Regions from separate parts of the Homo sapiens genome. Here region 1 is linked to region 2. The links are chromatin contacts, found by Hi-C or POLR2A ChIA-PET in ENCODE. All regions are on one chromosome and are shown on one strand. The core of a region is the stretch at or near the end of the contact, and the rest is flanking DNA. Distances in the headings are between cores, read along the strand shown. Region 1 overlaps TMEM132A (transmembrane protein 132A). Region 2 overlaps LINC02954 (long intergenic non-protein coding RNA 2954).

Region 1 (6,176 bases), core at 3,402-5,901, 130 kb before region 2:
TGAGATTCAGTTTCCTCATCTGAAGAATGGGGTGTTAAGAATTCCTACCCCATCTGGAGTTGGAGTAAGGAACAAGTGAGATGAATGTAAGGATAGCTTACGGCAGAGTAATCAATCAGCCAGTGTGTTTGCATTATTAGTAGTGTTACTTTTATAATTGCTATTTCCACTATTTTGGAGTCTAGCACAGGAATCCATGGGAGAGGCGTCTCTTGAGCTTTAGGATTCTGAGAAGAAGACTGGATTCTAGGCAGGATAGTCCTGGGCTTGGTTAGGGTAAGGCCCTGGGATTGGCTTACTTTGTAATGAGACCTATCCCAAGGGCTGAAGAGTGGTCTGCGGACATGCTCTGAAACCTAGACCTGGTTTGAAGCCCCAGCCAGGTTGCTGGTTTGCTGTGTCACTCAGGCTGTGTCTCCGGCCCATGCTGGGCCTCCCTTTCATGAGCCCCTCCAGCTCTGGGTTTCCTGCCATGGGTGCTGAGAATCCTGTTCCTCGCCCTGCACCCACCCCCATGCCAATTACTGCTGTCGTGTCTTCACAGCCATCCCTGGGCGCCTGCGTGGTGGAGCTGGAGCTTCCCTCGCACTGGTTCTCACAGGCCTCCACCACACGGGCCGAGCTGGCCTACACGCTTGAGCCTGCAGCTGAGGGCCCTGGGGGCTGTGGCTCCGGCGAGGAGAACGACCCTGGGGAGCAGGCCCTCCCAGTGGGGGGTGTGGAGCTGCGCCCAGCAGACCCCCCGCAGTACCAGGAGGTACCTCTGGACGAGGCTGTGACTCTGCGGGTGCCTGACATGCCAGTGCGGCCCGGCCAGCTCTTTAGTGCTACCCTCCTGCTTCGGCACAACTTCACAGCCAGCCTCCTGACCCTGCGGTGAGCACCAGGCCACGGGGATGGGTGAGGGTGGGAACCTCTGTGGGAAGACTAGGGACAGGTACCTGCTCCTCCTGGGGTCCTTGCTGGAATCCTTGACCTCTGCAAAACATGTGTCCACCAAACTAAACTCCTTCCAGGTAAAAAGCCATGACTGTGCTGGTAGGAGCCCACCATGGGCACAGCCCTGGAATTAGAGTCAGAAGTAGGAAGCTGCCCCTTCCCCTGGCACCTCCCTGAGATTCCTTTGTCCAATGGGGCTAACGGTCCACCTTCAGGGCAGCTGCAAGTCTCCAGGGAGGGGAACCCGCAAAGGGCTTAGAGACTGCAGTACCTAAGTGTGAGCTCTTGCTCCAGTGCTCCAGAGAGGGATATTTGCCCCAATCACGTTCACCTACATGCTGTCCCTCCTTGCCACCCTCGCCGTAGGAGTCTAGCCTTTGGACAGAGCTTGCTCTTCCCCATAGGAAGGCCCTGATTCTTTGTGTCCTTTTCCGTAATAAGTTCCCCCAAAGCAGCCCCCACCCACCTACCCAGTTCACCCGGCAAGGGCTTGCAGAGTATGACTTGCTTCTGGAGTCCAGCGCAGGAATCCATGGGAGAGGCATCTCTTAGGCTTTAAGATTCTGAGAAGCCTGAGTTCTAGGCAGGATAGTCCTGGGCTTGGTTAGGGTGAGGCACTGGGACTTGCTCACTTTGTAATGATATCTTTCCTGAGGATCGAAGAGCGGTCTGTGGACATGCTTTGAAACCTAGACCTAGTTTCAAGCCCTGCCTGGGTTTGTGCATGTCCCGTCTCTGTGTCTCCCCATCTCCTACGCCCTCCTATGCTCACTCTTATTAAGCAGATCTTTCCTAGACACTTACAGCCTGCCAAGCCCTGTGTCTTCACTCTGCAGATCCAAACACGAGCAAGGGCCAGTCCCTATCTGGCAGAAAGGGGCCCCAGTGGTAGGGAAGGGAGCTGGATGGGCATGAATTGGATTAGAAGGCATGTGGGTGTGTAAGCACTGAGGGAGGTTCAAAGTGCGGTGGGAGCTCAGGTGAGTGGGTGCAGTAAGGGGGAAATTCATCCCACCACTGGAAAAGCTTTCTAAAGGAAATGGTCTGTGAGTTGTTGGAGGCTTAAAGCATCAGCAGGTAAAGTAAGAAAGGGCAGAGCAGGCTGAAGGCACAGACTGGGCAAAGGCTTGGAGTCACGAATGGGTGCCGTGTGTGTGGGAAACTTGTGTGTAGCTGAAGCAGAGAGTGCATGGAGAGATGTCACAACCGAAGTTAAGGCTGGACCAGACCCTGGAGGGCCCCCAAATGCCCGGCTAAGCTTTGACCTTATGGGCAGTGGGGAGGCGTAAGTGGTCTTTGGGTGGGGGAGAGCTGTAAGGTGTGAGCTGCACTGAGGCGGGGTCCTTCTGGGTTGGAGGATGGTGAAGAGGAGATTCAGACTGGAGCCAGGGAGGTCAGATGGCTTTGGCTCCTTGTCTTTCCCCTTCAATCCAGCCCACAGTTCAGCATGCACCTTGCCAAACTGAGCCTATACTCTCTTCCCCAGGATCAAGGTGAAGAAGGGGCTGCATGTGACAGCCGCCCGCCCAGCCCAGCCCACACTCTGGACTGCCAAGCTGGACCGCTTCAAGGGCTCCAGGCACCACACCACCCTCATCACCTGCCACCGTGCTGGGCTCACAGAGCCAGATTCCAGGTGGGCAGTTTCCCTCCACCCAGGGGGCAAAGGAGGGAGGGCTGGTTATAGAGTGCAGTTGAGCAGATTTGGAGGCTGCCATGCTGCCTCTAGATCCCCAGGTGAGCAGACCCAAGGACAGATTTTTTCAAGGAAGCAGCACAAAGCAGGCATAATCCATTCCTTCATTCATTCATTCGGCCACTATCTTCCCAGCCCCAGCCATGTGCCAGGCATAGCAAGTGTCTGTGAGTCTTATTCTAAGAGATGCCAACCAATCCTGTGCCCCAGGTAGAGCCCTCATAGCCACTACTCCATCCCCCTGCTTCCACCAAATGATCCTTTCTCTGGGCCGTTCACATTCCCCCAAAAAGCCCAGCTGCAGTTCTGCGGTTGTGAACTCTTCTTATTCATGCCCTGAGCCTGGGTCAAGGCCATGGACTCAGTAGCCCCAGTTCGAATTCTGGTTCTGATGCTTTTGGGATGGGCAAAACCTTGGGCAAGCCAGTTAACATTCCCCTACCCAAGCCTCAGTTTCTTCACTTGTGAAATAGGAATAATAATGCATCCCTTAGCATTTTTGAAAATAAAATACAGTGCTACATATCAGGCACCCAGGACGGTTCCCAGCACATAGGTTTTTGTTTGATCAAAGGAAGCTTATCATTCAGAGGGTCAAGTGTCTGGTCCTGGGACCTGGAAGTGAATCTCCCGCATGCCACCTCAGTGGCTGTGGAAAGCGGAAGTCTGGGGGAAGCGGGCCCGGGCAGGCAGGGGAGTGAGCCACCTTGCCAGGTGGGAGGTGGTTAAATGGCTTCATGGATCTTAGAGAGGCCAAGAGTGGGTCAGAGTTTGGGGTCTAGAGCGAGGATGCTTGGGTTTAGATCCCAGCCCCGCTACTTTTTGCTGTGTGGTCTTAAGTGAGCTATGTAACCTCTGTGCCTCAGTTTCCTCCTGTGTAAAATGGGGATAATCATGAATGCAGGAAGTGCTGAGGCCATGCCTGGCAGCTAGCAAGCATTTGGCTTCTCTGTCTCCTTTGGCCAGCAGTCCCCTTGAACTGTCTGAGTTCCTATGGGTGGACTTTGTGGTGGAGAATAGCACTGGTGGGGGCGTAGCGGTCACTCGCCCCGTCACGTGGCAGCTGGAGTACCCAGGCCAGGCCCCTGAAGCAGAGAAGGACAAAATGGTGTGGGAAATCCTGGTGTCTGAGCGGGACATCAGAGCCCTTATCCCACTGGCCAAGGTAAGGAGACCTCCATCTCTGCCTGGGAAGGCTGGAGGCCAAGTCCCAGGAGCCCCATGAGCTGAGGGGCCTGGGGCTGAGCCCCTCCTCCACCCCCAGGCTGAGGAGCTGGTGAATACAGCACCACTGACTGGAGTGCCCCAGCATGTCCCCGTGCGCCTTGTCACTGTGGACGGCGGGGGGGCCTTGGTGGAGGTGACAGAGCATGTCGGCTGCGAGTCTGCCAACACACAGGTCCTGCAGGTGAGTGGCAGGTGCCCAGCTCATGTGAGTCTGCATTTGTGTGGGCACAGTTACGCACACACACCTTTCCTCCTTCCTCATGTGGGTCCCCAAGAGAACAGCTTCTTCTTGAGACGAGAAACCTCATGGGAGGAACCACAGCTTCAACTTCTTTTGTTCCAGCCACCTCTCTCCCGAGTCAAGTAACCCTAACAGCCCCCCGACCTTAGACACTTTCACGCTCATTATTGCACTGGCAAGTGCGCTGGCCTGAGAGAGTCGAGAGCACATACTCTGGGATCAGAAAGTTTTAGTTTGAAACACATCTTTGTTGTCAACCAGCTTTGTGATCATGGGCTGGTCTCTTAACCTCTCTGAGCCTCGTTACCTAAACTTTAAAATGAGAACATATCTTCGGGTTGTTGTAAGAATTAAAAGCACTTTAAGACAGTATTTAGCAGATAGCAGGGGCTGAAACAATGGCAGTTATTGCTGTTATAATATGATGTAATAATTATACAATGGTAAAAATTATTATTATTATTATTACCGGTGATTGTGAAGTGAAATAAAAGGGAGGGTGGTAGAGCAACTTCCTCTATCTTGAAGTTCTAAGAGGGGAAGCATGGAGTCTGCATGTATGCAAATCCCAGCCACCTGAAGGGGGAAGGTGCCTTTCCCCACTTGTGGTCCTTTGCTCAAATGTGTGTGGTTCCTGCTGGAGGGCCTTGGTGGGAGATCTGCTTTGTCCCACCTCTGCCTACCTGGCTGTAGCTGGTTGCCAGGTGGCTCCAAGAGCAATGTCAAAGGCCAGCATGAATAAGGAGCCAAAGTTTTGGGTTCACACCCCTGCTCTGCCAGGAGGAAGACTGGTATGCAATGGCCAGTTCCCCTGACTGAGCCCCAGGGAACCTCAAGGAATGGCCCCTACAGTAAAATCTTAAACAAAGAACAGGGGCTTAACCAACAATCCTGCTGCAACATGCATTCCAGTGACACACAGAGCTGAACTCAGTGGGAGCCCGTCCTACGGCCTGAGGTCAGGGCTGCTCTCTTCTGGCCCATGCCTTTTTTTTTTTTTTAATCTATTTATTTTGAAACAGAGTCTCACTCTGTCCCCAGGCTGGAGTGCAATGGTACAGTCCGGCTCACTGCAGTCTCAGCTACCCAGGCTCAAGGGATCCTCCCACCTCAGCCTCCCCAGTAGCTAGGACTACAGGCATGTGCCACCACACCCGGCTGATTTATTGTATTTTTTGTAGAGAGGGAGTTTTGCCATGTTGCCCAGGCTGGTCTCAAACTCCTGGACTCAAGCGATCCACCCACCTCGGCCTCTCAGAGTGCTGGGACTACAGGCATGAGCCACCCACCCGGCCCAGCCTCACACCTGTCTTTAGTGGCTTAGCCCGCCCACCTGCCCTCTGCCCTTCCATAGGTGTCTGAGGCCTGTGATGCCGTGTTCGTGGCTGGCAAGGAGAGCCGGGGCGCCCGGGGGGTGCGAGTGGACTTCTGGTGGCGCCGGCTCCGCGCCTCGCTGCGGCTGACCGTGTGGGCCCCCCTGCTACCGCTGCGTATCGAGCTCACCGACACCACCCTCGAGCAGGTCCGCGGCTGGAGGGTACCTGGCCCTGCTGAAGGGTGAGTGGAGGCCTGAGGAAGCTGGCAGGCCTTGGCGAGTCACACTGGGACGGAGAGGGCGCAGGGGACACAGCCATGGGCCCAAGTCGGGGTCAGAAAAACTGCCCTGTTGCTTGCAGTTCCTTCTGCCCACCTCCACCCTGGGCCGCCCAGCCAATGATCGCTTTCTGTGAAATTGCTGACTTCCGCATCCCTCTCCTCCTTCCCTGCCTCACTTCTCCCGTAGCACCCTCCACTTCCTAATCTACGTCAGTACTGGTTAATGTTGCCTGTCCATCCTTTCCACGCTCCTCCCCCGAGAATGTCAGCCCCTTGAAGCTGCGGTCTGTCTATGCTGGTCGTACCCTCAGAGCCTAAGATGACACAGAGCTCAGGAAATGAACACCCTCGGAGGGGGCTCCCCAAAACCCAGGGAGAGGTGGCCCACGCCTCTGGAATCTAGCTTCCAGGCCCTTCAGAGAGTGAGCGCCCCCAGGGTCCCCGTAAGAGAGCGTCTCCCCTGCGGTCCACTTGGGA
Region 2 (5,515 bases), core at 1,338-3,837:
TTGAATTTGAATGCCACGGCCCTGCCACACCCTGTTGGCTTGTACCTGGCCTGGCCTGATCACAGGGTATAGACATCTGCCTGACCCCTGTAGGTGCCTAGGTTTGCAGCCCCTGGAATAGACACATTCGAAAGCCCCTTCTCATCCTGACATCCTAGGAGTCTTCCTAGCACTGGTAAGTACCCCGACTGAAGGTGTATAGGTAGATTAGTTGCAACGGATGTTCCACATTAACCTCTTAGATGAGTAACGTTCAACATTAATCAAAACACAAGAAAATCTCCTCCTACGCAATACCAAAGTCTTAATTCAACAGTCAGTCAGGAGAAATAGAGTCGCAGAATCAAAGGGTCGTCACAGCCGGGTGCAGTGGCTCATGCCTGCAATCCAAGCACTTTGGGAGACTGAGGCGGGAGGATTGCTTCAGACAAGGAGTTCGAGGCCAGCCTGGGCAACATAGTGAGACCCTTTCTTCTAATAAAAAAAAAGAAAGAAAGAAAGAATAAAAGACACTCAGTTGGGGTTTTGGTTTTCCACAAGTTGAGGTTGCCAACCTCATCAGATTAACCTCGAACCCTGACAACTAAGGAAAGAGAGTGGAGGAAGCAAAGAGCCTCTGCCACCTGTGTGAGCCTCAGATTCCTCCTCCATAAACCCGAGAGACTGATGTGTACCTGGCTGCATTGAGAGGGCTGCGTGAGCTCCACCGGGCACAGAGTCCAGCAGGCAGAAATGCTCAGTAAACAGAGCCCTACCATCCACTCTGCTCTCGTCCACCGCAGTAGGCAGCCTTAAAATGGGGTCACTCTGCATAAAGAACAAATACTTGTCAGCAGCTCCACCCTGCCATCTTTCTTGTGCTCAGCTTCTTGGAGAGGCAATGTGGTACGCTTTGAAGGAGCACTACATTTGGAGTTTTGATGACTTGCATTTGAATCTTGGCTGTGCCTTTCGTGGCAGTGCATCCTCCAATGACCTCCTTGACCTTTCTGGGTCTGTTTGTACATCTGCTAAAAGGGGATCATGATGACCTCTGCCCTGCCCACTTCACAGATCCTCATCCTATCCATTGATAACCCCACCTGTGAGATCCTGTAGTAGCTGATGTACATGTTAACCGTCATTATCAGTTGAGAAACTTCTCAACTAGGACCAAGCCCTTCACATCTACTCCTGTTTCTGCCACTGAAGCAAATTAAAAAATAATATATATATATATATATATATATATATATCACCTTGGACCTTTTATTTTCTAGCAAGGATTATCCATAGTTATTATCTACACAGGGTGGCTGGTCCCAGGGGTGTGATTCCCATTTGGGGTAATAAGTAAATGCTCTTCGTAGCAACTGCATATGAGGTGAACAAATACAGCATGCCAATAGCGGGACCCTATCGACAGATGAAGCCAGGATTCCAGCACTTACTCCCAGAGCCAGTTCTTCATTATTCAAGATACAAGATCAAGGCTGGGTCCAGGTTCTGTTGAGCCTGAAGCCTATACAATTTGGGGGTCCCTCTTTAAAAAATATGATAATACACAAATAAAATTAGATAAAGGGTGCCTGTAATCCCAGCACTTTGGGAGGCCAAGGCGGGTGAATCACTTGAGGTCAGGAGTTTTAGACCAGCCTGGCCAACATGGTGAAACCCTGTCTCTACTAAAAATACAAAAATAAGCCAGACATGGTGGTAGACGCCTATAATTCCAGCTATTCAGGAGGCTGAGGCACAAGAATCTCTTGAACCCGGGAGGCGGAGGTTGCAATGAGCCAAGACCATACCACTGCACTCCAGCCTGGGCGACAGAGCTAGACTCCATCTCAAAAAAAAAAAAAAAAAAAAGATAAATGGCCTTGGGAGGGTCCTAAGACTGACCTTCTCCAGCCTTGTGGTCAGTCTGTCTGGACCTGTCTGCACATCATCCCTTTAATTATTTCCCAAAAGCTCTACATCACAAACGCATTATTGAAGATGAAGAAACGGGGCTCAGAGAGGTAGAGGAATTTGTCCAACCCAGTTGTCCAGGAAAGACCAGGCACAGTGGACTCCAAATCCCATATTCTTCCAGCCACAACATGCATTTCTTGAATAAATGCTAAAAGATGTGGTGGGTAATTGGTATTGATGAATGGAACACAAATTTGGGGCAAGTTTCAGGTTCACCCTATCCACACCCTACCCGACTCCCACCAGAACTCCTGAATATCACAAACATCCTTCCAGGACCCCACACACAAAAAGTCCCAGGTTATAACCATATTAGAGTAATGGAAAATGAGAAAATGGAAAAAACCTCCATCATTCCCAGCAAAGACTCAACAGGGCCCTCATGAAGCTCCACCTTGTTCCCACTGAGGCAGCTTCCGGCAAGTGCCTGTTTGTACAACCAGCGAGAAACACAGCTCTTGCTGATCTTAATTCTTACCCCCACTCGTTCAGTTCTCTTATGATGACAGGCACCTCAATTCAGTTTCGCAGCATCCCAAAACGTGCCGGAGTAGGCTGGGTGAGACTCTCGGGGCTCAAAGTCTATCATTACATCTTGGTTGCGACCACAGAGGGTTTTTTTTTTTCTTTTAAACACCAGCTCAAGGGCAGAAGAATTAGTCAGGGCACAGATCTTCCGGATCGCTACTGTATGGGGACCATAACATCACTGTAAGGCCCCTGTGCTGAGCCACAAACCCCACTTGGAACAAAGAAAACTCCCAGGTACTTTACCAGACACCAATTGCGCCATCCTGTTTGGGACACAGTCATTTGGCACTCCAGGTTCTCAACCCATAGTAATAACGCCTCATGCTTTTGAAACTGAAAAATGCATCCAAAAAAATCTCAGTGACACATCATGACTCATGTCCCATCCCCACCCCCACTCCCACCTCCCTCCCGCCCCACCCTAGGGAGGGGGGCTCGTCCTTTTCATTCACCCCTGATGTGAAACCAGGTTGGTCAGTGCCTGTCAATTTCACTTCCTGTTTCCTTGCTTCCATCAGAGAGCAGAGCTGTGAGGAGGGATAGATATTATGCTGTGGTGCAGCCAGACAAGCCCCACCTTGTTGTGCCTCCAGAAGAAGCACATTCTTGGCCTGGGTGGTAACAATAACATCTGGATGGAAATATCAAGTGGTATCAGGCTTCCAGACCACCATTCATGAAAGGTGCATCCACTTAGTAAGCCTCTATGGAGGCCTCTTCTGGGCCAAGTGTTTGTTCGAAGTTGTGTATGGACAGAAAGATATTCCTCCTCTCAAGGTGCCCACAGTCCAGGGCGTACTGAGAAGCCAACAGATAATGCAGTGAGATGGCTGTGGGGATTGGGGTGTTACAGAATTGGGGTGGGGTGGGGACAGCCTGCTTTCAAGGAGTCTAGGCAGGCATCTCAGAGGTGACAGCCAAGACTAGATGGAGGACAATAATAAGGATGATGACGATGATGACACTGATGAACAATATGTGCAGCGTTTTCTAACACTTTGCATTTGTTAACTCACGTATTCTTCCCAGTCACCCTTATTCCCACTTCATAGAGGAGGGAACTGAGGCATCAGGATGGTGAGTAACTGGCCCAAAGTCACATAGCTGTTACAAGCACTATATGAGGACAAGCTGACCTGCCAAAGACAGCGTAGGGATCAGGACGGAGAAAGTCACAGAGAGGAAAGGGCATGGCATTTATGGAGAGCTGCCAACATCTTGGGGCCACACAGCAAAGGGCAAAAGTGGTCCCAACATGTGGGTGTGTGGCCCACAGACACGCTTTGTTGATGGCCCATATAGTGTTTTAAGATATATATATAAACCAACGCTTGAAAATTAGGCTATTTCATATAAAAACTCAGATTCCCAAAATTATGTTGAACAATCAGGATCTGGAAACATGGAGGCCATATTCTTCCATGGCAATAATCAGAGTTGGGTTGGTTCTCTTTAGATGGGGTGTAGCCTTCACCCTGTTTCCGTACAGCCACTTCCACTGCCTGATGTCCCCTTCATCCAGTCCCATTAATCCACCAACGTGACCTGCCTGGTGTGTGTGAGACAGGGCAGAGTCAGGGCACAGAGCTACAGAACTTGGACTGAAGCGTTTCCAGTAAGAGGAGGGCAGTGGTGATGCAGCCAGACTCCTACTGCGTGGAGATGAGTCCAGCAGCTCCCTGGAAGAGGGACTGCATGGAGCATAAGACTGCAGCAGGGAAGAGGAGGAGAGGATAAAGTACTGTTCATGCAGGATCAGAACCGGGGCAAGTGTGAAGAGGTCCCTCTACTGAACTTCTACGGAGGTTGATTTTACCGGAAATCTTTTCTCTATTTTCTCCCTGGGGCTCAGGATATAAGCTATACTTAGCAAGCAGTACTTTTTCATATGGAAGACTAAGATTCGCAGAGACCCTGCCAAGGCAACTTACATAGAGCCAAAGGAGAAAAATTAGGCAGATGCTCTCGGGGGAGTTAATTTTAAGGCATTACAGCATTTAATACACAGATTCCACTTCAGTGTTAAACCAAACCAGTCGCAGAGGCTTAAAAAACAGTGGCCAGGTCAACCACTTCACTTTACTCCCAGCCCCCAAAACCTCTCCTGCCCACCATGTTTTCAACTTGAAGCCACACTGAACCATGGAGCACTGTTAGGAAGGCTGGAGGTGGGCAGAGGGGACAGCCCGAGATCATGGTGCCACGAGAAGCTTCCCTCCAGTTGGGGAGATGGGGCCAAGCCCCATGGACCACGAGTGAGAAAGACACATCATGTTTCTATTTCACGTGTGCCATTCACGTGCTTAGTTCTGGGACGCTGCAGAGAAGCAGCAGTTACAGACCTGCTGATGGTGTGGTCAGGAAAGAAGCAGGAAAAGGGTGGGGCACGGTGGTGGCTCACGCCTGTAATCCCAGCACTTTGGGAGGCCGAGGCAGGCGGGTCACCTGAGGTCAGGAGTTCAAGACCACCTGGCCAACATGGTGAAACCCTGTCTCTACAAAAATAAAAAATTAGCTAGGCATGATGGCGGGCGCCTGTAGTCCCAGCTACTCGGGAGGCTGAGTCAAGAGAATTGCTTGAATCCGGGAGGCGAAGGTTGCAGTGAGCCGAGATCACGCCACTGCACTCTAGCCTGGGCAACTGATCGAGACTCTGTCTCAAAAAAAAAAAAAAAAAAGCAGGAAAGTAATTTGACAACTAGGAGATCTATGACAACACTTCACTCAGCTGTGGAAAGGTCTTGGGTGTTAGGGTCACATTTGACAATTCTGCCTGTTTGCTGTGTGGCACTGATGCCTGGCTGAGCTTCTCTGTGTCTGTCTCCTCATCTTTTAAATGAGAGCGCTTTGTACACTGGGAAGTGACCTGTGGATGTGAGAGGCCCTGTTGCTATGTGTCCTCTTCATCATTGCTTGCCTATTTTACTATATTTTTTTTTTTGAGACGGAGTCTCGTTCTATTGCCCAAGCTAGAGTACAGTGGCGTGATCTCTGCTCACTGCAACATTCGCCTCCCAGGTTCAAGTGATTC

Evidence for each region. A loop is a pair of places that touch in the nucleus more often than their neighbours do. ChIA-PET counts read pairs that join two places held with the same protein, here RNA polymerase II (POLR2A). Pooled maps may share reads with other maps.
Region 1: a pooled map shows a loop between it and region 2 (2.2-fold over the local background). The contact joins two enhancer-like sites. A Hi-C loop is called at or near these places in 2 of 50 pooled maps. POLR2A ChIA-PET finds 5 or more read pairs at or near these places in 3 of 52 experiments (H1, activated B cell and endothelial cell of umbilical vein).

The regions. Positions count from the first base shown.
Region 1 is chr11:60,928,085-60,934,260 of GRCh38, forward strand. It overlaps TMEM132A (transmembrane protein 132A), which reads left to right. Exons shown (of 11, transcript NM_178031.3): 4 at 545-876; 5 at 2,426-2,575; 6 at 3,605-3,800; 7 at 3,900-4,043; 8 at 5,458-5,660. Among named protein-coding and RNA genes, the nearest start is that of TMEM132A, 6.7 kb to the left of the region's middle. Within about 2 kb of position 4,652, at least 3 of the 41 ENCODE cell types and tissues checked have a DNase peak (open chromatin) inside an H3K27ac peak, as active enhancers do.
Region 2 is chr11:61,058,709-61,064,223 of GRCh38, forward strand. It overlaps LINC02954 (long intergenic non-protein coding RNA 2954), which reads left to right. Exons shown (of 4, transcript NR_186234.1): 3 at 3,003-3,167. All of the region lies in intron 1 of LOC105369325 (a long non-coding RNA gene), which reads right to left. Among named protein-coding and RNA genes, the nearest start is that of LINC02954, 6.1 kb to the left of the region's middle. RefSeq lists enhancers at 2,208-3,407, 2,473-2,712, 3,063-3,302. Within about 2 kb of position 2,588, at least 7 of the 41 ENCODE cell types and tissues checked have a DNase peak (open chromatin) inside an H3K27ac peak, as active enhancers do.